2 separate regions of the Homo sapiens genome follow, and region 2 is linked to region 1. A link is a contact called in ENCODE Hi-C or POLR2A ChIA-PET data. All regions are on one chromosome and are shown on one strand. The core of a region is the stretch at or near the end of the contact, and the rest is flanking DNA. Distances in the headings are between cores, read along the strand shown. Region 1 overlaps MLXIP (MLX interacting protein). Region 2 holds the start of IL31 (interleukin 31).

Evidence for each region. A loop is a pair of places that touch in the nucleus more often than their neighbours do. ChIA-PET counts read pairs that join two places held with the same protein, here RNA polymerase II (POLR2A). Pooled maps may share reads with other maps.
Region 2: a loop to region 1 is called in a map of GM11168, with 2.4 times the contacts of the local background. The contact joins the promoter of IL31 here to the enhancer-like site in region 1. A Hi-C loop is called at or near these places in 11 of 168 maps with a recorded cell type or tissue (CD4-positive, alpha-beta T cell, G401, GM11168 and 8 more), 5 of 37 single-sample maps with no recorded cell type and 9 of 50 pooled maps. POLR2A ChIA-PET finds 5 or more read pairs at or near these places in 9 of 52 experiments (CD8-positive, alpha-beta memory T cell, GM12878, MCF 10A and 5 more).

Annotation. Positions count from the first base shown.
Region 1 is chr12:122,125,898-122,133,444 of GRCh38, forward strand. It overlaps MLXIP (MLX interacting protein), which reads left to right. Exons shown (of 17, transcript NM_014938.6): 2 at 1,359-1,465; 3 at 1,986-2,071; 4 at 3,240-3,329; 5 at 3,691-3,732; 6 at 4,044-4,215; 7 at 4,947-5,036; 8 at 6,395-6,486; 9 at 7,451-7,547. Among named protein-coding and RNA genes, the nearest start is that of IL31, 45 kb to the right of the region's middle. RefSeq lists enhancers at 640-1,152, 1,153-1,663, 3,590-4,789. Within about 2 kb of position 4,539, at least 5 of the 41 ENCODE cell types and tissues checked have a DNase peak (open chromatin) inside an H3K27ac peak, as active enhancers do.
Region 2 is chr12:122,170,518-122,178,064 of GRCh38, forward strand. IL31 (interleukin 31) reads right to left here and starts at 3,704. Exons shown (of 3, transcript NM_001014336.2): 1 at 3,640-3,704; 2 at 3,327-3,475; 3 at 1,512-2,224. The coding sequence starts at 3,655. The coding sequence ends at 1,895. It also overlaps a transcript of LRRC43 not described here.

The sequences.
Region 1 (7,547 bases), core at 3,289-5,788:
TTCCAGGGCAGGTTCCAGGTTCACAGAATGTTTGCTGCTCAGGCGCCTCCTGTGAAGACTGCAGCTACTGTTGGCAAATCTCGGCTTGCCACGTGGCCTTTCTGAGTGGGACTGGAGAAGGGGCAGGGCTGTGGCCTGTGGTCAGATCAAACCTCCACAGCCGCACTGTGATATGGACCAGAAATAGTGCCTTGCCCATCTCAAGCCATCTGAAAAAGAGAAACCCTATGCGGGCTGCCCAGAGATGGCTCCCGGCCTAGCACTTGGAAAACTGAGCTGCCCAAGACAGCTGTGCCACCAGGGAGGCTGGGTTTACAAGTGCTCTGGACTTATTGAATGAAGAATTGTTAATTGAGCCCCTACTATGTGCCAAGCCACCAAACGTCCTCCCTAGAGGAGCTGCAGTGTCAACAGGGAAAGGTGCTTGTGTGCAGACACTACTACATAAGAGCTCCCGTGAGACCGTCCCCGAGTGGAGGAGAGCAGAGGGGCCCTGAAGGAATCAGCAGCAGCCTGGGAGAGGCCAGGCCAGCTCAGAGGAGATGGTGTCGGGGGCAGCATCTTGAAGGATTAGGAGGTGGCTGAGTGGAGGGCCATCAAGAGTGAGGACCATGTCAGAGGCTCTGGGAGGCAGAATAGGCCCTGCCCTGCAGGCACTCAGGCCAGTGGGATGCTCGGGTACTTGGATTGTGAATGCCTCGTGGGGGCTGGTGGCAAAGCAGGCAGGCCACGACCAGGTCACAGGAGCCTGGTTTGCACTCTGTGGTCAACAGATTTCTTCTAATTTTTAGTTATGGAAAATTTGTAGGATATGCCAAAGTAGACGGAAGAATGTAGTGAACCCCACATGCTGCCACCGCACACACCAGTTGCTGTGTGACCCATGACTGCCCTTGGTCTGCCCCTCTCTGGAAACAAGAATGACTTTGAATCCAGGAAGGGAGGCTGGTCAAATGTGAATAACAATGAACAGCCCAAATGTAACCTTTGCTCCTCCTGGAGGGCACTCACTGCATGCCCAGTGTTCAGTTTGTTAGTCTGGTTCATGGAATCCTCCCAGCAGCCCTCTGCAGAGGTGTTTGGGTTAAAGTCCCTTCAACAGATATTGGTGGGTGGCTCCAAGGCTGCAAAACCCCCACGGCCAGTCCTGCCCTCCGCGCCCTGACAGTATCCCCACCATGCCCTGCCCTGTGTGGCTCTGAAGAAATCCCCCAGTGACCTGAATTCCATGAAGCCGGGTGTATGGCTGGGGGTGGATCAGTCAAGAGTTTGGTCCTGGAATGATCGGGTGGCACTTTGTAATTTCACTTCAATTTCAGAGTAACCACTGAGTCTCCCCGCTTTGCCTTGCCTTTCAGTGGGAAGTTGGTGTCTCCAAAGTGGAAGAATTTCAAGGGCCTGAAGCTACAGTGGAGAGACAAGATCCGGCTCAATAATGCCATCTGGCGGGCCTGGTACATGCAGTGTAAGTGCCGCCCAGCCTGGGCGCCGGTGGTGGTCAGAACTTCACGGCCTGGAGGCCTGGGCACCCAGGGACCAGAGTCTGCTCCTGGGACCTGGTGTTTCTAACAGAAGTTCAGTCTGTGCAGACAGGAAACCCAAGCCATCAGGCCCAGCAGAGGGGTGGCATCTGAAGAGTCAGGGAGCAGGTCTAGGAAGACTCAGGCATGGGCCTTCTCTCTCCAGCCCGAGTGTCATGGATCCGGTAGCTTCTCCGGGAGATGAGTGTGCTAGGGCAGGCTTGTGTTGGGCTGGTCTTTCTCTGAGAAGCCACACTGCCTCTCTGACTGAGGCGTTCGTTATTGACAGATTCCTCTCCTTTCACCTGGACTCCTTTATTTCCCTGAAATCTCCTTTTCCTAGGGAAGGAGAAGGAAAGGGTACCTGGGAATGTGGTCTGCCCTAGGGGAGGGGTGCAGCAGACAGGCTGGGGCTCCCTCAGGGGTCTGGATCATGGTGCTGACTCTCACCCTCTCTCTGCTCAGATCTGGAGAAGCGCAAGAATCCTGTGTGCCACTTTGTGACACCCCTGGACGGCTCTGTGGACGTAGACGAGCACCGCCGGCCGGAGGTACTTGGCAGTGACCAAGGGTGGCTGAGAGTGGAAACATACCAGCACCTCACCGGGAGTGGCTCACCGCGGGCTGGTCCTGTAGGAGAGGCTGCCGAGGGTAGTGCAGCGCCTGCCCTGCGCCATCCATGCCCTGGGGGCCAGGCCTGGGAGCTGGTGGCCTCTGGCAACCCCAGGCTGCAGAGCCTCCCCCTTCTCAGAGGGACTGGCCCAGGGACTGAGGGGGTTAATATCTTTCTGTTAATTTTTAAAGTGTGTGTCTATGTGTGATTATACATGCACAGGAAGTGTCTAGAGGAATATATAGAAGTGTCTTTATTAAGAGACTTCAGGAACCTCTGGGGAGTAGGATTAGGGCTGCCAGATGAGGGGGAGATGCTTTCTTCACTGCATACTCTTCTGTGTGGCTTTAATTTTGTCTAGGCATGTCTCACTGTTAACGATAAAGGGGGAATTTAGAAGGTAAGCTAATGAAAGACAGTTTTGAGACAGGTATAATCTGGTATTAGACAGTATCAAGGGATATCATTTTGTTGGGTATGGCAATATTGTAATCAGTTCTTTTTAACAGAAAAGCATCTTTGCTGTCGAGGACACACACACAGTGTTTGTAGGTGAGGTGATTTGGGCCTTGAGATCAGAAAGTGAGGCAACCCCAGGCATTGGGGCTCCTTATCTCTGGAGCTCGAAGGCTGTCATGCAAGGCATCCACACTGGCATCACGCGAAGGTTGGATGAGAGGCCCCTGGAGGGCACATTCCACCTGAAACTTCCTGGAATTGGCTGTTCATTTTTGCCCTTTGAATGTGGCAGAGGCTGTGGGGAAGGGGCATTTATGGGGGGGCTTGGGAATTGCTGCAGCGTTCCCCTGCTTCTTCCTCTGTGGAGCATTCTGCTCTCACCCTGTCCTCCTGGACAGAGCCTCAGGACCGTGCCCCCAAGGCCTTTGGCTACCTTAGGTCTTGAAATGACAGCGCATTGTTAGCTAGAGGGTCTGCTATAGCATGGAAGAAGTGGGACGTACTTTCTGAGTGATGTGGTAGCCACTGTGGGGTTTCCCGCTGGATTGCCTAAGGCCTGATTATAGTGCCGGATACTCAGTACACCAGTTGAGCTTTGCTAATCAAGCAGAGCCCCCTCTTCACTCTGCTCTCTGTCCCTGTCCTAGGCCATCACCACGGAAGGGAAGTACTGGAAGAGCCGCATCGAGATTGTGATCCGGGAGTATCACAAGTGGAGAACCTACTTCAAGAAAAGGGTATCTGGCTGGAGTGTTCAGGCAGCCCGCCTAGGGAGGGAGTGGGCAGAGTCCCTGGTTCAGGGCCCTGGCCGAGGCGGTAGGCTCCACAGCCGCCCCACCTGAACGTGGAGCGTCAAGCAGTAAATCTGGGGCCCAGCGTGCCAGACTAGCCTGGGCAATGGCCTGCCTCGGTCAGGTTGTCTTTGCTCTCAGTTTCCCCATCTGTGCACTGGGTGGAAGTCTCCTTTGTGCAGGCATCGGCCTGGGGATGGTGTGAGCAGGACCCCTACCTGCCTCCCTGAGAGTTCTGTATATTCTAGAGCCCTTGGGCCCTCCTAGGGCCATTGGTGACCGCCGTGTCCTGTCCCTTTGCCCACAGCTACAGCAGCACAAGGATGAGGACCTCTCCAGCCTGGTCCAGGTGGGTGAGCCTGGGAGCTCTGAGGACCCCCACTTTGACATGAGACAGCAGGGACTTCGGTGGCCCACCAGGGAGCCCTGCAAAAGGCGGCAGGCCATGGGCCCTCCCTGGAGTCTCAGGAATGGCTCAAGAAGCAGTCCAGCTCTCTCTCCTGGGTGGGCTGGAGGGAGCCGCTCTCCAAATGCCTCCACCCTGCTGCCTCACTTCCACTGAGCACCCCTTTGACGAATTTCCCCAGGTGACAGGCGTGGGAATTCTTCGTCCCACTGTTACTCTTTGATGCTTCCTCCCCTGTGTTGGTGTTGTGTTAGGACGATGACATGCTGTATTGGCACAAGCACGGGGATGGATGGAAGACCCCCGTCCCCATGGAGGAGGATCCCCTGCTGGACACAGACATGCTCATGTCGGAATTCAGCGACACCCTCTTCTCCACACTTTCTTCACACCAGCCGGTGGCCTGGCCCAATCCCCGGGAAATAGGTAACCCAAACCAGGGCCTTGGGCTTTGAACAGCCAGCCGCTTCCTTCTCTGCCAGGCCCCCTCTGGGCCAGGGTTCCTTCAGGGCCATCTCTGAGCTGCTGCACGTCACGGTTGGGGGCAGGCAGTAAGGAAGGGAAGGATGGCTGGCCTCATTTGACATCCAGGCCGCACGTACCGAGTGGGTGGGGTCTGCAGAGTGGGCCCACTGGGCAGCTGCCATTCCCGTAGTGCCATGGTGGGAGGACAGCAGCAGGGTCTAGTCTGAGTCATTGGCACATTTCAGATACCGTTCTCTTCACGGGGTACGTGTGCCGTGCCTAAGCCGAGGCGGCCGGGCCGTGACTCATGCTAAAGAAAATCAGAAGCACTCCCGGGTGTGACCGCTCACCTTGGTGGCATTCAGTCTTCCAGTTAACCTCTCAGGGAAGAGCCCAAAGATTGAAAATTAGAACAGTGTTCGGGGAGGTCTCTGTTCTCTCTTGAGCTCTTTACAGCTTCCTGGGGTGTCCATTCCCTGATACTCAATTTTACCTTCCTGGCAAAAACTTACTTTCCTGCCTTTTGAGGGTGCGGAATGGCCACAAACCCTGAGAAGGTAGAAATCCCAGCCAGCTCCTTGGAAGACTCTGGGATGTGAGCAGGGCCAGGAAGTTCTGTTCCAGGCCTTTTTTACGTTCCTGCAACATTGTCTGAGAAGACAAAATGGTTCCTCTCTCTGTGATTCTTGCAGCACATCTGGGAAATGCAGACATGATCCAGCCGGGACTGATTCCTTTGCAGCCTAACCTGGACTTCATGGACACCTTTGAGCCTTTCCAGGGTGAGGACCAGAGGCAGAGAGAGCACGGTTGCCTCCATCTCCCCCAGCCCAGCACAGAGCAGATCGCTGCCTTCCTTTAAGAGGCGAGACTTGGTAGAATGGGCAAGGGGGCGAGCAAAGAATTTTTTTTTAAACTGAACTGTTTTTTGTAGTAACTGCAAGGTCTGGGAAGTTTTTCTGGGACATTGTTCAGCAAGGAAATTGGCTCTGGATTTAGCCGTGACTGTAAGCAGTTCTCCCTCGAAGCAGCAGAGGGCACTGATGACACAGCCAGCTCCCTACCAAGGCCCTGCAGTTAGATGGGTCCTTGAGCACCTGCCATTGTGACAGCAGCAGAAACGTCAGGCCTGGGAGTGTTTCAGAGCCCAGGATAGTTGCCAACATGTGTGGTTCCAACCAGAGCCCCCTTTCTACAGAAAAAAAGGTGTCTCAGGGTAATACCCTCTGTCCATGGCATCCCCCTGGGCCATGTGGGGTTTAGGGGTTTAGTCCTTGATTTGTTTGAGTCTTTTTTTTTTTTTTTTTTTTTTTTTAGAGACAGGGTCTTGCACTGTCACCCAGGCTAGAGTGCAGTGGTTCAATCATGGTTCACTGCAGCCCTGAACTCCTGGGCTCAAGCGATCCTCCCACCTCAGCCTCCTGAGTACCTGGGACTACAGGCACACACCACCACACCCAGTTCATTTCTTCATTTTTTTGTAAAGACGGGGGTCTGCTATGTTGCCCAGGTGATCCTCCTGCCTCTGCTTCCCAAAGTGCTGGGATTACAGGTGTAAGCCATCACACCCAGCCTGTTTTAGTCTTTGTTATTTTGAGACAGAGCCTTGCTCTGTAGCCCACGCTGGAGTGCAGTGGCAAGAACACGGCTCACTGCACCCTCAACCTCCCTCCTGGACTTAAGCGATCCTTCCGCTTCAGCCTCCTGTGTAGTTGGGACCACTGGTGGCACCAACCAGGCATGGTGGTTGTGGTTGGCACCTTTTTTTTTTTTTTTTTTTTTTTTTTTTTGAGACGGGAATCTCGCTCTGTCATCAGGCTGGAGTGCAGTGGTGCGATCTTAGCTCACTGCAACCCCTGCCTCCTGGGTTCAAGCCATTCTCCTGCCTCAGCCTCCTGAGTAGCTGGGACTACAGGCATGTGCCACTACACCCAGCTAATTTTTGTATTTTTAGTAGAGATGGAGTTTCACCATGTTAGCCAGGATGGTCTTGATCTCTTGACCTCATGATCTGCCTACCTCGGCCTCCCAAAGTGCTGGGATTACAGGCATGAGCCACCGTGCCTGGCCCTGTTTGAGTCTTGATTCCAGCAAATGCTGGGCACACTGAGCTCAGAAGACCCCTGCTGTTGTTTTTCAGACCTCTTCTCTTCTAGCCGCTCCATTTTTGGCTCCATGCTACCTGCATCTGCCTCAGCACCTGTACCAGATCCCAACAACCCACCTGCACAGGTAGAGGAAGCTGGGGGATGGGTGGGGGAAGGGGCTGGCAGGCACAGGGCTGCTCATCAAAGGTTTGCTGCCAGAGCAAGGCTAATGGCATAGCCACACAGTCACCAGCAAAGCGCCAAGCAGTGCTAGACCAGCACTAATGTGCAGAGGCACGATTCCATCCCTCTTTTACAGCATCCTTCAGCACCCATGGGGTGGGAGACTCTTGGTCCAGGTGTGCTTCTGCCTGAGTGCCAGGTAACCTATGTGCAGCTAGCTCTGCTCCGACTAATTAACACAGAATTAGCTAGACAGAGAAGAAAAACATGGATTACTAATAAAAATAACTTCTGTATATTTCTTTCACGTTTTACTAAGCAATCCAAAAAGTTGCTTACAGGTGCTTGGGGCTACAGAGCTGAGTGAGGTACCATTCTTTGTCCTTACGGAGCCCTCATGCTTATGCCCATGACCAGTTAGACACTGGTAACCTGGCACCATCTTCAAACGGGCTCCGGGAAGAATTGCTACTGCAGAGACTGGGATCTGAACCATTGATTCCTCGTAGCTTTTCTTATTTAGGAAGAGGTGGCCTGATGACCAGTTGACACGTGAAATTGTCCTCGGGGATTCCCGAGCAGCTGCAATCCAGGCTGCCTCTGCTCAGTAATAGAAGATGGCAGAGACTTTGGGGAGACTCTGCTGGACTCCAGAAACAAGATATTCCCAGGCTGCTAGCCAGCTGTGTGAGGGCCGTTGCCTTATCTGAGCTCTGAGTTATTTAGTTTTTAATGGAAACAAGACCCCCGCAGACACGCAGGGAAACACAAATCCCTATCAGATCAGCAGCCATGGACGTGGAGACGTGGCCTTTGTCCCTCTGTCCCAGCGCCCGGCCTGTGTAGTTGGACTTGGCAGTGTGCAGCGCTAGAAAGGAATTGTCTGACCCCAGCATTGCTTCCTGGCTCCTTTCTTCCTTTTTCAGGAGAGCATCCTGCCGACCACAGCCCTCCCCACTGTGAGCCTTCCTGACAGCCTCATCGCGCCCCCTACCGCCCCATCCCTGGCTCACATGGATGAGC
Region 2 (7,547 bases), core at 2,454-4,953, 44 kb after region 1:
CTACTTGGGAGGCTGAGGCAGGAGAATCGCTTGAACCTGGGAGGCGGAGCTTGCAGTGAGCCGAGATTGCACCACTGCACTCCAGCCTGGGTGACAGAGTGAGACTCTCCGAAGGAAAAAAAACAAAAAAGCCTGCTAGGGGCTGCAGTAGAAATACCTGTGAGAATAAAAATGAGAAGTCCAAGACTGAAGTGCGTGTCTCAGAGTCCTAACCACATCCCTCCTTACATATGGACTTGTGCAAACCACACCTCTTCGGTCCTCAGTTTCCCCCGAGATAAGATGAATATATAGGTGCTGGTAGACTCAAGATTAGTGGTTCTCAAACTTGAGGGTGTATTAGAATCCCCTGGAGGGCCCCATAAAGCCCAGATTTCTGTCTCCACCCACAGACCTTCCGATTCAGTAGGTCTGGGGTGAGACCCAATGATTGACATTTCTAAAATGTTGCCACGGGCTGCTGCTGCTGCTGCTGGGCCAGGGACCACGTTTTGAGTCCGGGTGATCTCTAAGAAGCCTTAACAGTTGTGGACTTAACATTGATTCAAATGACAAAATCTTTGGACCTGGCTAGGAAGAAGTCCCCTAGGCCCTGAAAACCCAGTGGGGAGTTGTGCAGAGGACACTGTAAGATTGCTGCATGCCGCGCCTGGCATTGACAGCCTGTGAGGCCCAACCACTGCCCGGGGAGGGTCAAAGCCTGAGTAAGGCAGAGAAGCTCAGGCTGGAAACTGGGCTCCACCCCTTAACAGCTGTGTGGCCTTGAGCAAGTGACTGACTGACTTCCTGCCTCAGTTTCCCTACCTATGAAAAGAGGATGGTGCTTAACATGACCTGGCATAAAGAAAATGCTCAATGAGTGTTTATTGCTGCTGAGGTCTTGCTTTGTCTCTGGAGTGAGTGGTGCTGTCCTAGCTCACTGCAGCCTCGAACTCCTGGGCTCAAGCAATCCTCCCACCTCAGCCTCCCAAGTAGCACACCACCATGTCTGGCTAATTTTTTTGTTTTGTTTTGGGTTGGTTTTTTTAGAGATGGGATCTTGCTATGTTGCCCAGGCTGGTCCGAAACTCTGGCCCCAAGCAGTCCTCCAGCCTTAGCTTCCCAAAGTGCTGGGATATCTGATCTGTGTTACAACCCTATGAGGCTGTGGCCATCACCATCGCCATTTCCAGACGAAACTAGCCACCGTGTACCACCAGGGTCATTATTTCTTTTCTCTTTCTTTTTTTTAAATAGAGATGGGGTCTCACTATGTTGCCCAGGCTGGTCTGGAACTCCTGGGCTCAAGTGATCCTCCTGCCTTTATCTCCCAAAGTGCTGGGATTGCAGGTGTGAGCCACAGTGCCTGGCTCAGGGTCATTATTTTTTATTGAGCCCGTCCAGTGGGAAGAAATGACAGTGGTAGAAGCGATACCTCTTTCTAGAGCATGTCCATCTGCCCTCTGCCACAACTCTACCCAGCTTGGAGTCCCATTTGCCAATGTCAAGCCCCTCACAAAATGTGTCACAGATTATGAGAAAAATTCAATATAATTTATTAAATAGATTCCGAGGGCTCCCCCAGGGAGCATTGACAACTCTTAGTACAATAAATATCAATAAATTAACATAGCTGCCACCTCCCACCCTCACGAGGGTATAATAAGTAAGACTTAAGCCTGCAGAAGAAAAGCATTCCATAAATACCAAGACTAATAACAATAACCTAATGTTTTTCAAGGTAATTCACAAATTCACATCTCAGCCCTCCCGGGACTAGCCCATATGAGGGGTCCCTGAGATTATTCATTGGAAAAATGTACTTAAGGAATCACGGCAGAGTTCCCACACTTAGCTGTCGGTCATCTTTTTAAGGCTCCTTAAGTTCCTGCCAATCCGAAAGGAAGAGATGGCCTTAAGTGGTGGCCTGTTGGGCTCCAGAGGTCAATGATTTTAGTGCGAGGTCCATGCACTCTGAAAACTGTTGAGAAATAGTCAGGATGAAGCGTTTACATTCATGGGTGTCTGTTGGCACAGAAATGTTTGTTTCTGGTGCATCTTGAAATATGAGTTTGTCGAGGTGCTCTATGATCTCATCAATAACAGATTTGTTGTCTAGCTGTCTGATTGTCTTGAGATATGCCCGGATGGCTGGGCTGTGGATGTTGTTTGGCGGCTGGGCGTCAGGGCTGAGACACGGCAGCGTGTAATTCTGGGACACGAGCACGCCCTTCTCTTCCTCCACCTGTGGAATGAGGAGAAATGGTCAGTGTTGGGTTTGCAATGACAGCTGCAAGTCTTAACAGTGAATGTTTGCATGCTTCCTCCGTAACCCGCCTCGTTGATATATTTATCTGATCAATGTCACAACCCTATGAGGCTGTGCCATCACCAACCCCATTTCCAGATGAAACTAGAGCTTAGGTGGCTGCAGTCCTGAAGCCTGTGCTCAGAACCACTGATCCATCCAGCTGAGGCCTCCCAGCCTTCCAGAACCCACTCTCACGTGCTCAGGGTGGTGGGAATTGCAGCACATCTGGCCTTCCATGGCAGCTCCCCGCCCTTTGGGACTCTGTGTTAAAGCCACGCACGCTCCACTTATAAAGGAGAGTGTTAGGCTTGTCCGGAAAGGCCTCCGAGATGCAGGCGAGAGTTTTCCCCAACAAACCAAGGAGTCCGGACCACTCCCTCCCTTCCTCTTTCTAAGTACTAACTAGAGTCAGACCAAATTGCCAGCAGCACCTCATCAACCTGAACTGCCCAGTCATCTTGGGTTGGTAACAACCTCTGCCTTTTATAAAAGCCAAGGCTAAGGTCTAAATACCAAGGCAGATGAGAAGAGTAATGCCAATTTTATGAATTGTTTCCAAGTTTGGGCATTTGTTTGTTTGATCAAAGCTATCTTGGCTGGGCACAGTGGCTCACGCCTGTAATCCCAGCACTTTGGGAGGCCAAGGCAGGCGGATCACTTGAGGTCAGGAGTTCAAGACCAGCCTGGCCAACGTGGAGAAACTCTGTCTCTACTAAAAATATGAAAATTAGCTGGGCGTGGTGGCGCATGCCTGTAGTCCCAGCTACTCGGGAGGCTGAGGCAGGAGAATCGCTTGAACCCAGGAAGCAGAGGTTGCAGTGAGCCAAGATTGCACCACTGCACTCCAGCCTGGGTGACAGAGTAAGACTCTGTCTCAAAAAAAAAAAAAAAGCCATCTTTGCCTGTCTAGTTTCCCCCATCCCTTCCTGGCATAGCTACAGCCCTGGTTTCAGGTCCGGAGAGAGGAGCCTCTTTGGAGGGCAATGGAAGGCATTTTTAAGAAATCGTTTAGAAAAGAAATCTCTAGGACACTCACATCTTTCAAAAGCATCTTCGAGAGGGACTGTAATTCCTCGACTATTTTCTGTACATCATCACTTGGTCGTAGTAAACGGACGGGCAACGTGTGGGAGGCCAGCCAGCCTCCCAGGCAGCAGAACAGAAAGAGCACAGACGTCGAGGGGCCTGGAGAGAGAACGATGCCGTGAGCGCATACATCACACACCCCTGCCCACCCTGGCTCCATCCCTGCAGCCCTGCTGAGCCAACCCTGGGGGTAGTGCTTCCAGAATCTTCCTGGTGAGATAAGATGATGCCCAAGACTCCGGAAGCACCAGGACCAGTGATACCTGAGTGAGAGGCCATGGCGAGAGAGAGCAAGGCCAGCTTCAGTGGGGGCTTCTGGAGCCAGATGTGTTCGCCATGGCTGCCTGGAGGTATATAAAGGGCCAGGGTGAGGAGAAAGAGCAGTCAGCGTCCCGCCCATGGCAAAACCATTTACTCAGCTTTTCTCCAGAAAACACTCAAAAGTTCTACTGGCCACGGCTGAGTGAAAGGGCTGAATGGAAATGCTGAGGTTACCCTCCAGGTGGGCAGATGCCTGACTCAGACACACACATACTTCACAAGAAGGCACATGAATGCATCTTTGCCATTCTTCTTGGAAGGAGCCTGTTGATTTGACTAGACAAAATTTTGAAGCCCAGGGTTGACAGACACGACCATACCACCAAGGAGCGGGTGACTTCCAGGAGTTCAAGGCCAGCGGCCACAGGGAATTTCTGGGGAGGAAATGCGAAGCCGGCATGAGATGTGCAGAATGCGGTATCTCTGGAAATTTCTGCAGCATATGCCCACGCCGGTGTGCAGGGACGGCCCCATAACTGCTGTGAATGTGGCGGGTCGAAGGCTTCATCTCAACTCCATGTGGCCTTGGACATCACTGGACTCTCCATCGTGCCTCTGCAATCTCAGGGCCCAGAACCAGAGACTGTGATCCAGAGTTATTGCTTGAAATCCTTGTTCATATCTTTTTTCTTTTTTTTTTTTTTGAGATGGAGTCTTGCTCTGTCACCCAGGCTGGAGTGCGGTGGCGTGATCACTGCAACCTCTGTCTCCTGGGCTCAAGCAATTCTCATGCCTCAGTCTCAGCCTCCCAAGTAGCTGGGACTACAGGCACGTGCCACCATGCCCAGCTAATTTTTGTATTTTTAGTAGAAATGGGGTTTCGCCATGTTGGTCAAGCTGGTCTCTAACTCCTGACCTCAGGTGATCTGCCTGCCTCGGCTTCCCAAAGTGCTGGAATTACAGGCATGAGCCACTGCGCCAGCCTAGAAACTTTATTGCTTTTCTTTCTTTCTTTCTTTCTTTCTTTTTTTTTGAGACAGAGTCTTGCTCTGTCGCCTGGGCTGGAGTGCAGTAGCGCAATCTCGGCTCACTGCAACCTCCACTTCCCAGGTTCAAGCAATTCTCTTGCCTCAGCCTCCTGAGTGGCTGGGATTACAGGCGCCCACCACCACGCACAGCTAATTTTTGTATTTTTAGTAGAGACGGGGTTCACTATGTTGGCCAGGCTGGTCTCAAACGCCTGACCTTGTGATCCACCTGCCTCCGCCTCTCAAAGTGCTGGGATTACAGGTGCGAGCCACCACTCTGGCCTTAGAAACTATTTCTAAGTTCATTAGCTTTCTTTTTCTTTCTTTTTTTTTTTTTTTGAGACAGGGTCTCATTCTGTCACCCAGGCCAGAGTGCAGTGGCATCATCACAACTCACGGCAGCCCCGATCCCCTGGGCTCAAGTGATCCTCCTACCTCAGCCTCCCAAATAGCTGGGACCACAGGCACAAATCACTATGCTAATTTTTTTTTTTCTTTTTTGAGACAGAGTTTCGCTCTTGTTGCCCAGGCTGGAGTGCAATAGCACGATCTCGGCTCACTGCAACCTCCGCCTCCTGGGTTCAAGCGATTCTCCTGCCTTAGCCTCCCGAGAAGCTGGGATTACAGGCACCCACCACCACGCCGGGCTAATTTTTGTATTTTTAGTAGAGACGGGGTTTCACCATGTTGGCCAGGCTGGCCTCTATCTCCTGACCTCAGGTGATCTGCCCGCCTCAGATTCCCAAACTGCTGGGATTATAGGCATGAGCGACTGCACCCGGCCTCCTTATTCATATTTTAGTGCCAGCTTTGATCAGGCCATTTTATAGGGTATCGGGAATAGCGGTGAAGAAGTTAGAGTTCCTGCCCTTGTGGGCCCGTCATTGCTGTGGGCTGCGGACAATAGCAACAACATTCATAAATAAGCTAGAAAGCACTGTGACGGTTGGAGAGTGACGGGCAGGATACTTTAAGTCAGGTGATCAGCAAAAGTCTCTCTGAGAGGTGACATTGAAGAAGAGACTGAAAGACAAGAAGGAGCCAGTTGTGGGAAGACCTGGGAGAAGAGTGTTCCAAGGCAACGGGACAGGAGTGCAAAATCCTCAGGTGAAAATGAGCTCGATGCTGTTCCTAGAACGGGAAGAGGGTCATGGCAGCCACAGTGACGCGAGAGGACAGGAGGGTAGTGGGGAGGTGGGCAGCGGCTCCATCACAGAGGCCTGAGGCTGGGACAAAGAGCCTGGGTTTTATTCCACATGTGACGAGGCAGTGCTGGGCGGCTTTCAGTAGGGAAACATAAGATCAGATGCACTTTATTTTTTTCTTTTCTTAATTGTTTTGTCTTTTGTTTTGTTTTTTTTTTTGGAGAGAAGATCTCAAGCGATCCTCCCACCTTGGCTTCCCAAAGTTCTGGGATTACAGGCATGAGTCACCATGCCTAGCCCTGATGAACTTTATTTATTAGTAGTAGTAGCATTTTTTTTTTTCTTAAGACAGAGTCTCACTTTGTCGCACAGGCAGGAGTGAAGTGGCGCAATCTCAGCTCACTGCAACCTCCACCTCCCCTGTTCAAGCAATTCTCGTGCCTCAGCCTCCTGAGTAGCTGGGATCACAGGCATGTACCACCATGCCTGGCTAATTCTTGTATTTTTAGTAGAGATGGAGTTTCACCATGTTGGGATGAGGTCAGTCTGGGCAGCCCACAGAACTCAAGGTGCACAGAGGGGACACAGCCAGGAAGCCCTCCCACCCATCATCCCAAGTCCCCCTGCCGCCAGCCACCACTGACTTTTTCTTTACTTCCCAAACTGCCACAATATGGCTTTCACCACCCCACTAATGTAATCAATATCCTCTAGCAGAGTCCATGGTAGGCATGACCTTCATCCACAGGTGTTTACTGCCATAATTATGTTGCATTGCATGGCAAAAGGGGTTTTGTGGATGTAGTCATGATTACTATTCAGTTTACCTAAAATAGAGAGATTTTCCTGCATTCCCTGGGCCTCCCCAATGCAATCCCATGAGCCCATAAAGCAGAAGAGGAAGTCAGAGAGATTACGAGCAAGAGAAGGGCTCACCTGCTGTTGCTGGCTTGAAGATGGTGGGGGGCAGCGTGGAAAGCACGAGAAGGAAATAATTTGGTCAATAACCACTGAGCTTGGAAGAGGATGCTGAGACCTAGATGAGAACCCTAGCCAGCCAGCACCTTTATTTCAGCTCAGTGAGTTCCTGAGCAAAGAATCTATCCATGGCATGCTAGACTTTGACCTACAAACTCTATGAGAGAGAAAGTGTGTGTGTGTGTGTGTGTGTGTGTGTGTGTGTGTGTGTGTTTAATAGAAAGGATCTTGCTCTCTCACCCAGGCTGGAGTGAAGTGGTGTGATCACGGCTCACTGCAGCCTTGACCTCCCAGACTCAAGCAGCCCTCTTACCCCAGCCTCCCAAGTAGTTGGGACTGTAGGCCTGCACCACCATGCCTGGCTAATTTTTCTATTTTTTGTAGCGATGGGATCTCACCATGTTGCCCAGGTTGGTGTTGAACTCCTGGGCTCAAGCAGTCCTGCCTCACCTTCCCAAAGTGCTGGGATCACAGGCGTGAGCCACTGCGCCTGGCCACCTTTGTGGTTTTATTTATTTATTTATTTATTTATTTATTTATTTATTATTTTGAGATGGAGTGTGGCTCTGTTGCCCAGGATGGAGTGCAGTGGCATGATCTTGGCTCACTGCAACCTCTGCCTCCTGGGTTCAAGAGATTCTCCTGTCTCAGCCTCCCAAGTAACTGGGATTACAGGTACGTGCCACCATGCCTGGTTAATTTTTGTATTTTTTGTAGAGACAGGGTTTTGCCATGTTGTCCAGGCTGGTCTTGAACTCC